Regions from separate parts of the Homo sapiens genome. Here region 2 is linked to region 1. The links are chromatin loops, found by intact Hi-C in ENCODE. Cell type or tissue: heart left ventricle. All regions are shown on one strand. Links, peaks and the distances in the headings refer to the core of each region. The heading gives the core; the rest is flanking DNA.

Evidence for each region. Peaks named below come from ENCODE experiments on the same cell type or tissue, not always from the same donor. Only the 100,000 strongest peaks of a DNase experiment are listed, where the experiment ranks them.
Region 2: it touches region 1 in a loop (5-fold over the local background); 2 of 110 quality-filtered maps call a loop at or near these places.

The regions. Positions count from the first base shown.
Region 1 is chr9:84,665,145-84,670,468 of GRCh38, forward strand. NTRK2 (neurotrophic receptor tyrosine kinase 2) reads left to right here and starts at 4,585. Exons shown (of 19, transcript NM_006180.6): 1 at 4,585-4,744; 2 at 5,233-5,324. RefSeq lists a silencer at 3,110-3,329. In heart left ventricle, for the core only: CTCF peaks have their summits at 2,523, 3,301 and 4,760; a DNase peak (open chromatin) is centred at 3,267; H3K4me3 peaks cover 2,863 bases; H3K27ac peaks cover 614 bases; H3K27me3 peaks cover 1,068 bases.
Region 2 is chr9:84,602,469-84,607,851 of GRCh38, forward strand. The region is part of intron 11 of LOC102724036 (a long non-coding RNA gene); the gene reads left to right. Among named protein-coding and RNA genes, the nearest start is that of NTRK2, 65 kb to the right of the region's middle. In heart left ventricle, for the core only: no CTCF peak of the experiment used is centred there; no DNase peak of the experiment used is centred there.

The sequences.
Region 1 (5,324 bases), core at 325-5,324:
TGAGTAGAAATGGTGAAAGTGGATTTCCTTGTCTTTTAACTGCTTTTTGGAAAAACATCCCCTACCCCCACTACACTTTCTAGACTCTGGTAACCCTCATTCTCCCTCTGCCTCCATGAGGTCAACCCTCTGCCCCCATGAGATCAACTTGGATTCATGAGACAAACTCCACTTACTCATGATGTTTTTGGATGTGCGATGTATTGTTGAAATCAATTTACTGAAATTTTGCTTAGAATGTTAGCACTGACATTAATAGGAACTGTTGTTTTCTTTTCTTGTAATGTTTTTGTATATCAGTATCAAGGTAATGCTGGCCTCATAAAATGAATTGGAAAGTATTTCTTCCTCTTCATTTTTCTAGAAGAGTGTGTATGAAATTGGTATTCTTTTTCCTTCATTGTTTTGTAGAATTCACCAATGAAGCCATCTGGGAGTGGAGTTTTCTTTGTGGAAAGTTTTAAACCAGACATTCAAGTTTTACAATAGATATAGGATTATTTAGGTAATCTGTTTCTTCTATAGTGAGTTTCATTGGCTTTTTATCTCTCATAGAATATGTTCATTACATTTAAGTTGTTAAATTTATTTGCATAAAGTTGTTCACAATATATCCATAGTATTTAATATCTATGAAATATTCAGTGTTTTAATTGCTCTCATTACTGTTATTGGTCCTTTGTGTTTTCTCTTTTTTATTTCTGATCAGTTGGACTAGCTGTTTTTATTGATCTTCACAAAGAACCAGCTCTTGATTTAATTAATTTTCTCTATTGGTTTTATGTTTTCTATTTCATTATTTTCCACTCTGCTCTGTATTATTTCTTCTCTTCTGCTTACCTCGTGTTTAATTTGTTCTTTTTTTCCCTCTGATTTCTTAAGGTGGAAGCTGAGGTCATTGGTTAGAGATCTTTCTTCTTTCCTGATACAGGAATTTAGTGCTATAAAATTCCCTCTAAAAACTGCTTTAGTTGTATCACACAAATTCTGATACATAGTGTTTTACATTTTCCTTTTGATTTGTTTTAACTCTATTCGCTTTAATCTTTTGCGTGCTTCTTTCTCTGGCCTCAGGTAGCTTTATTACCTGCATGTGTCAATCAGCACTATGCTGAATACTTGAGAGGAACCCTCTGCAGATGTCCATAGTTCTTTCTGGGCAATACTCTTCTCTTTGCTACTCTGTCTTGTGAACTCTGCACTCCTTGATTTCTCTTGAGCTAGTCTCCTCAACTTAGGTAGATGGCCTCTGCCTGGGTTCCTTCTCTCTGAACGATGACCTTCATTGTCTTATATCCATTGTCTTAACTTTAATATATTTTGTTCAGTGTTTTGGTCATATGATTGAGAGAACAAATCCGTTCCCTATTACTCCATTTTAATCAGAAGTTGGCAGTATTCTTGCTTATTTTTTTACAACTCAGTATTGGATGTTAAAATCAATGTATTGAGTTATTACATGCATTCAGAAATGAAATGGTGTAGAAGAGAAAAGGATATATTAGTTTATGTACTAAGGGTAAGTAAGTTTTGTATTATGACACTTCTTTTTTAGTTAGTATATGCCTTTATGTATGTGTTCATTGGGTTGTGATATAAAAGGCATTTCTTATTGTGGATCATGGTCAAAAGAGTTTGAGAAACATTGCTCTAGGTACATCATGGTTCAGTGCAGGTAGGAACCTGCAGCACTTAATTTCTATGCCTGCATTCAAGGGATCTAGAAAAAAGTCATCTCTATATTGTTCATCTGAAAAATGTTCATCATCTCTTACAAAGGTGTGATCTGAGAATCCTTGAAGTGATCTCTGGGACATATCTTATAGGTCTTAAAATCGAGGTAGATCCACAATTCTATCAGTTAAGAAATAGCTACTGATCACCAGTGTGTTCTAGACACTGTCCATGGAGGTGTTCAGTTACTAGCATGAATAAGTGGGAGGCCCTCTCTGGCCCAGTACTGAAGCCTATCTGGCTACTAAATGAGACAGAAAGTAAGGCAAGGTTTTAAGCAGTGCTAGGAGCACTCAGAACGCAAGGAAGATTTGAAATTGTGAAGGTGAGAAGGAGCGTGTCTGGGGGAATTATCCAGGTTCTTGCAGACTTAGAGGTTAAGAAAGTGAGATCTCCTTTATTTTATTTTATTTATTCATTAAAAATACACATATATTTTAACACCTACTATGTCCTTGAGAGATATCAATGAATAAAATAGATAAAAATCCCTGCCTTCATGGAGTGTACATTCTTCTGGGAGAAATTTTAAAAATATATATAATAAGTAAATTATCTGTCCAAAGGACAAACTGCTATGGTTGAAATAGTAGAGCAGAAGTAGGGTGATTAGAAGTAGGACCGCAAATCCTAATTTTAAGTGGGAGATAGTGGAATATATTTAGAATCCAACTATAATAGTAGCATATATTTACTCTAATAGAAACTCTACAAATATTCCAACATAATTAGACTCTTCTGGTGTACAAACCACCGTAAGACTGCCTATTCTCCATACCGCATTGACATGCTGCAGCCACTAGGGCGAAAATGGGCCGTTTCTTAGAAAAATGGGCTCAGAGTATGGGAGTGTGAGAGAAATGTGGGTGATTACGCACACACTCCTTCCTTCCCCAAGTGTTCCTCAGGGGCTTCTCCGCTTAAGGTTCACTGACAAGACAGGCGGAGTTTTACGTGCGTCTGAGACCAGGTCATTTTTGCCCTTGGCGTCTCTTCCTTGGCGCGTCCTCACCTAGTAGAGAATAGAGGCGCAGCTCAGGAGTAAACTTCAGCCTGGCCGTTCACCACTCGATGTGTGTTACAGCCGAGTGACAGTGGTGAGATAGACCTGCTGGCCTTGCTTTCGGGACCTGCAGCAAGATTTTTGGGTGCTGTCCAAGAATTCCCGCGGTTACACTCAGCGCCCAGGATCTGTACAAAAAAGCCCCAATAGATGTTTTACGTTCCCTTCGTAATATTTAACGCTTGGCCTAGATCCGAGCATTCACTCTAACGTTCGGTTTCTTGATCCTTCCCATCCCCAAACTCTGCGGGTAGATCAGTGACTATTACTATATTTTGAACGAGACTCCAACCCATTGCTCTCTCGAGAGAGAAGGATTGCCCGCCTTTTTCCCCCGGGCAGGAGCTCGGCGAGGCCAGGAGAGCCGCGCACCGGCCGGGCAGGGACGCGCAGGCGTCGGGCGCCGCTGGTTGCGCATCTGGCGCCAGAGCGCGCCCCCAGCGCTGTGCCCGCCGCGACCCGGGCCATGGGCTGGTGCTCCGGAGCGTGCCGGGCGCTCTCTCCCCGCGCGGGGGCACCAGAGCCCTCGGAAGTGTCAGGCACTGCGGTGTATTTTCCCCGTTCTCTTTTAAATGACTGCGGAAAAACAGATTCCGAGCCGCAAAAGGGAAGACGGATTCTCAGACAAGGCTTGCAAATGCCCCGCAGCCATCATTTAACTGCACCCGCAGAATAGTTACGGTTTGTCACCCGACCCTCCCGGATCGCCTAATTTGTCCCTAGTGAGACCCCGAGGCTCTGCCCGCGCCTGGCTTCTTCGTAGCTGGATGCATATCGTGCTCCGGGCAGCGCGGGCGCAGGGCACGCGTTCGCGCACACCCTAGCACACATGAACACGCGCAAGGTACGGCAGGGGAGCAAGGGCTTGGGATGCCCTACGTGGGGGTGGGCATCGCGGGGAGTGAATCCACGATCTGGGAATGGCTACATCCCGTCAGGTTAAAGGATGAGAGAAAATGACGCGGCGCCACACATCGGACAGGCCAGGGTGGCCACCGAGCATTTAGAATACGCATCAGGCGCGCTCCCTTCCCCTCACATGTCTCTATTTCCCGGGCGTGTGATGGCAGAAAACGGCAGGAAAAAGACCCACTTAGAGAGCTAGAATTGTGTTTGGAGACTCCCTTCCCTCTGCAAAAGCACCAACAGGAAGCCCCTCCAAAACCACCGATCCCCAAATAGGTGGCCCGGAATGGGGGCGGTGATCCTTGGTTACCAATGCAGAACACGTTTTGGTGTTTACAACATTTATTTATTTTTAGGATAGCTTGCCCTCCCTTTTAGGCAGGGTGGGAAAGGAGAACGCGGGGAGGGAGAAGGGAGGGAGGATTCCTATAATAAGAATCAGCGCATTTTTCAGAGCTGAACCAAGCACGGTTTCCATTTCAAAAAGGGAGACAGCCTCTACCGCGATTGTAGAAGAGACTGTGGTGTGAATTAGGGACCGGGAGGCGTCGAACGGAGGAACGGTTCATCTTAGAGGTACCTGGATGTAAATGCACACACACACACAGACACACACACGCACGCGCGTGCATGTCTACACGGCCAGGATGTGTGCGTGTGTGCGCGCGTGTGTGAACTCCCACATGCTGCTGCTGTCTGCTTCTGGCCAGTGGCACCGATGCCTCCCTCCTCCCTGCTCGCCCCCAGATTCCCCTCCCCTCCCTGGTGCTTTTGTCTGGAGGGTGTTATGGGTTTGTGTGTGTATGAGCGTGTGTGTGTTTTTGGATTTCAGACTAATTTTCTGGAGTTTCTGCCCCTGCTCTGCGTCAGCCCTCACGTCACTTCGCCAGCAGTAGCAGAGGCGGCGGCGGCGGCTCCCGGAATTGGGTTGGAGCAGGAGCCTCGCTGGCTGCTTCGCTCGCGCTCTACGCGCTCAGTCCCCGGCGGTAGCAGGAGCCTGGACCCAGGCGCCGCCGGCGGGCGTGAGGCGCCGGAGCCCGGGTGAGCAGCGCAGATAGTGCCCTCGGTCGCCTCGGCCCTCACTGTCTCCCCCTGGGGCGGCCTCGGCTACTCCCCAGGTGGGACGTGCCGCGCCACCTGCCCGCGCCACCGGCACCCAGCGGCCGTGGCGGATTCTGCAGCATCATTCGGGGGCCCCGTCGCGGAGCCAAAGCCGCCGGCAGTCTCCGCATTCCCCTTTAAAGGGTCCTTCGCCCGGCCTGTACCATGGAATCCTGTCTTGGGGACCCTTTCCCTACCTCCCCTCCCTTGGCCTCAGGCTCGAAGAGAGAGTGGGCACACTGGTGGCTCCAGCGGCGTCAGTGCCATCGCGGGGCAAGTTGATTCCTGGGCCGGAGCTGGGCACTCATCCATCCACAGTCTCCGGGCTGGGGTCGGGGTGGGGATGACGCGAGCAGAGAGGGAGAGTGCCCCAATTAGTGGTGTTGGGGGTCCTACGCTCAGTCTTACGCGTGTCTGTTTGTCCTCAGCCTCGAGGTGCATACCGGACCCCCATTCGCATCTAACAAGGAATCTGCGCCCCAGAGAGTCCCGGGAGCGCCGCCGGTCGGTGCCCGGCGCG
Region 2 (5,383 bases), core at 81-5,080, 63 kb before region 1:
GATGAAATAAAGAATGAATGAATGAGTCTGGGTATGACACCAAGCCTGAGTTCTTGATATGGTCCTTCACACTATGTACAAATTTTGGTGAACTACTATCAACAGCACAGACGATATGGCCTGGTTCTGACTGTGTGGTCCATACAGCTGGGCTCTCCACAGGCATGGAATTGCGGTCAACTGCTAAATACTTGCTTTTTAGTCAGTTATGCTTTACCTATAGAAAGACACTTCTGGGCTGGGCATTGTGGTTCATGGCTGTAATGCTAGGACTTCGGGAAGCCAAAGCAGGCTGATCACTTGAGCCCAGGAGTTCGAGACCAGCCTGGGCAACATGGCGAAGCCTATCTCTACAAAAAATACAAGAATTACTTGGTCCTGGTGGCAAGCACCTGTAGTTCAGCTACTTGCGGGGCTGGGGCAGGAGGATCAGCTGAGCCTGGGAAGTCGAGGATGTAGTGAGCTGTGATCACGCCAGCCTGGGTGACAGAGCAAGACTCTGTCTCAAAACAAAAAACAAACAAATAACAACAAAAAAACTAGGTACATAGCATGCTTTAATATAAAATAATTCAATTAACAGCAATATGTAAATAATCCCAAATATTTAGGAAACTTTAGCAAGATTTTTGTTTTGTTTTTAACCAAATTTCACCTTTTATCAGTTCCTACCACTGAATTTTTAAAAATGAACTTTTACATTCAGAATAGTTTTAGATGTATAGAAAATCTGCAAAAATGGTACAGAGAGTTTCCATGTACCCCCTATCCAGTTTCCCCTGTTGTTAACATCTTACATTACTGTGGTCACAGCTAAGGAACCAACACTGGTACTTTGTTAATTAGACGCCATACTTCATTAAAATTTCATTAGCTTTTCCCAATGCTTTTTTTTTGTTTCAGGATCCGGGGCACCATATTATACTTAGCTGTTGTGTCTCTTTAGACTCTTCTGGTCTAAGTCAGTTTCTCAGACTTTCCTTGTTTTCCATCAATTGAAAACATTGAGAAGGGCTGGTCAGGTATTTTGTAGAATGTTCTTGGATTTGGGTTTGTCTGATGTTCTTCTCATAGTTAGCCTAGGATTATGGGTTGTGAGAGGAAGACCACAGAGGTAAAAAGTGCCAATCTCATTACATCATATCAAGACTACCACTACATTTTTAAAGCGAAAGCTTTAATTCTTTCACTTTTGGTGGTGATAGTGCCACATTACTGTAGTTTTGCTGATGGCTTTCACTGAGTCTCACCGGAGAGAGCAAACTCTCCTGCTGGCTTATGAGTTCATAGCTAAGTCTTTTTCTTTTCCTTTTCTTTCTTTCTTTCTTTTTTTTTTTTTTTTTGAGACAGGGCCTCACTCTGTCATCCAGGCTGGAGTGCAGTGGCGCAATCTGCTCTTGGCTCACTGCAACCTGCACCTCCCGTGCTCAAGTGATCTTCCCACTTCAGGCTCCCTAGTAGCTGGGACTACAAGTGCTGGTCACCATGCCCAGCTACTTGTTGTATTTTTAGTAGAGATGGGGTTTTGCCATGTTGCCCAGGCTGGTCTCGAACTCCTGGGCTCAAGTGATCCACCTGCCTCGGCCTCCCACTGTGGTGGGATTACAGGCATGAGCCATCACACCTGGCCCAAGCAAGGTCTTCAGTAGCAAAACATTTCGCAAAGGAGGAGTTCTACTTGTTCAGTTTTGCCTAACCTGGATAAGACAATCTTGGCTGTACTAATCAGGTAAGTTTCACCCAGTTGCAGTATAGAAGAATGTTTTTCTTGTGGCTGTGAACAGGTAAATGGAGACATTTCTTTTCTGCTTTTATTTTTCTTCCTCTTTTTTTCTTATTTCTTTTTTTCTTTCTTTTTCTCTTTTTTCTCCTCCTCCTCCTCTCCCTACTTTCCCTCCTCCTCCTTCTTCTTTTCTTCTTCCTCTTCTTCTTCCTCTTCCTCCTCTTCTTCCTCTTCCTCTTCCTCCTCCTCTTCCTCTTCCTCCTCCTCTTCCTCTTCCTCTTCTTTTTCTTCCTTTTTCCTTCTCCTCCTCTTCCTCCTCCTCCTCCTCTTCTTCTGCTGCTGCTGCTTCTTCTTCCTCTTCCTCTTCCTCTTCTTCTTCTTCCTCTTCTTTTCTTTTTCCTTCTCCTCCTTCTCTTCCTCCTCTTCTTTCTCCTTTTTTTCTTTCTTCTTTTTTCCCTTACATTTCTAATTCTTAATGGTGCAGCTGTCACCAAGGCCTTCATGGATGCCAGCAGGAAACAGCATTTATGTTGATGAGGCAGATGAAACTGAGCTTATGGGGCAAAGTCATAGGGGAAAATTATAAATATGTATCTGCAATCATATTTTTAGTAGATGGTCCCCAAATTCCATATTCGATTTTTTTCAGTAAAGATGCACTCTAACTTGTCTTTGTTTGGAGTCATGCACTGCTGTCTGGACACTGAAGCCAGCCTCTGTCATGGACTTGTCTGTGCTCACACTTCCCTGTGTCTTCTCTGGGAGGGTGCTGCTGGAGCTGGGCCCTGGCTCGAGAACCAAGATCCATGATCTCCATTCAAAACTACTTTGCAGTTGGGTTTCAGTCAGGTTTTATCCATATTTGTTAAACATTTTAAAATGGTTATAAGTTTCAGGAAAGCCAGTAAGTCTCAGATAGATAGAAAATATCAAGGCAATTTCCAAATGACAGTAATCATTATTGTTCTTTAGGAGGCCACATGGAACAAATTTATTCTGGAGTTTGTCTCACTAAATTTTCTTTTGTTTATTTGTATGTATGTATGTATGTACTTAGCGTGTGTCTCTTTTAGACAGAATATAACTCCTGAAAGGCAAAATAGCATCAGACTTTATTGTAGATCTTGGCTTAAGGTGCAGATGTTTTGGCTCAGTTAATAATCATTCTTTAACCTATTTTGAATTTTAGTTCATCAAGTAATAGGAAAATATGACAGTTTTTTGAATGTGTTCTTAGGGGAGGAGAGAGAAGAGTGAGAGCAAGCGAGAGAGAGAGAGAGAGAGAGTGAGAGAGAGAATATTCTCCTTTGAAGATGAGTTCTGGGCAAAAAAGGGTCGATCTTGGGTTGGTTTTAAGACATTGCCATGAAAACATCCTTTTCCCGTAATCACTTCCTGCCTTGTCTTTCACCACATCTCTCCTCTCATTCTTTAACTCCTTTACCTAGTGTGGACCCACTGCTCAAGTTTGGGATGTGCTTTTCTGGCTGGTGTCCACGTCTTCCTCTGGATTGTCAGGCCTCAGAATGAGAAGTCTTAAAGGTCTCTTCCTTCCCGCTTTGCCACCACTGCTGGAGCCCCAAAGACTTTGGAGCTTAGCATTAACTCATCCTTTCAGGTCAAGCAGCACTGGCCTTTTAAAGTGGAAACTGCTTGCTTTGATGCATGGAAATGCACATTAATAGAATCTATCTGGGGAGGGATGGGGCCTATGCATGGGAACAGTGCCCATCAGACACTATGCCCAGCCACAGTAGCTACTCTCCTGGGGAGGTGGTGTCTGAGCAGGTAGGAGGTAAGGCAGCCTGCAAGGGAGGGGTTTGGGGCAGCAGCAGACTTCTACCAATGGGCTAATGTGCTCTTACCTACTCCTGATAGGGTGGCCACACAAAGCCCTTTGGTTCTCTTGACCTTATAAACCAGGGAAGCCAAAAGTACCATCTCAGTCTGGCTCCTGATCACTACATGTGGTTGCCTAGAAGTGACTGAGAAAAGAAGAAGAAAAAAAAAAAAAAGGAAAAGGAGAAGAAGAAGGAAGAAGAAGCAGCTGCTGCTGTTGATTATATATATTCAGTGCTTAAGTGACCGGGACTGTCTTGAGAATTTATAAACATCAACTCATTTAATTCATACAATTCCATCAGAGAGGAACTTTTGCTGTTTCCATTTTATGTTAGAGACCTAAAGTTCAAAGAAATTAACTACAGATTGAGTATCCCCTATCCAGAATGCCTGGGACCAAAAGTGTTTAGGATTTTGAGCTATTTTTGGATTTTGGAATGCATGATGAGATATCTTGTGGAAGAGATTCTAAACACAAATTTCATTCAAGTTTCCTATAAACCTTATGCACATAGCCTGAAGGTAATTTTGTTTTTCCCTTGGGGATGCTGAATGAACTGTGTTGTTTGCCTGCATTTTGATGGTGACCTGTCACATGAGATTAGATGTGAAAATTTCCACTTGTGTCATGTCAATGTTCACAAAATTTTAGATTTTGAAGCATTTTGGATTAGGGATGCCCAACCTATAACTTGTCCAAGATGATGTAGATAGAAAGAGGTATGACCAGGTTTCAAGCCAGGTTGGTCTGAGTTTTGAGCCTCTCTTAACAATTCTGTTATATTAAGTTAAACAAACAAACAAAAACCTAATATCCAGGTGCTGAAGGATATGTGTTATGGGTGTGTATTTGTTTTGCATATGTATGTATGCATGCATGTGTTTTTGTGCTCATGTGTATGTTGTGTATGTGCATGTCTTAGTGTATCCATGTGTGTTTTGCCTATGTGTATATACTTATGTGTGCATGTTTGTGCATGTGTGCTTGCATACATATGCATTAACTTGCATATCTGTACATATATATTTGTTGATATATGTGTTTTTGTGTACGTGTATGTATGCCTGTGCATGTGATTTTATAGTACAGTAGAAAATACAGCTGAGAAAAAAACCTTGATAAAAATCAAGGCTCAGTGTTTAAATCATGTCCACACAGTTTCTATAGAAAATGGCTTTAGGATATACTAATCATAGCCCTGACTAAATGGCCTGTGGCCCCAGAGCAGAGTCAGCAGGAGGGATGCAGGTGGTGTAGAAGCCGTGCCTACTTTTAGCTGCCCATGAACTCCCACTTCATATGCTTCTGAATCCTGGGTTCTTTGGATACATTTATCTGGATTGAGATAATTTTCTTATTTTGGAACTGTATTAGTCCATTTTTGTACTGCTGTGAAGAAATACCTGAGACTGGGTCACTTATAAAGAAAAAGAGATTTAAATAACTCACAGTTTTGCATGGCTGGGGAGGCCTCACAATCATGGCAGAAAGCAAAGGAAGAACAAAGGCATGTCTTACATGGCAGCAGGCAAGAGAGAAGTGCGGAGTGAAGGAGGGGAAAAGCCCCATATAAAACCATCAGATCTCATGAGAACTCACTCACTACCACAAGAACAGCATGGAGGTAACTGCCCCCATGATTTAATTACCTCCCACTAGGTCCCTCCTATGACACATGGGGATTATGGGAATTACAGTTCAAGATGAGATTTGGGTGGGGACACAGCTAAACCATATCAGGGACATTGCATTTCTTGAGTAAATTCAAGTGTGTTGTCTTCAGTTTATTTTGATTCTTCATTTGACTTAAAGCAAAT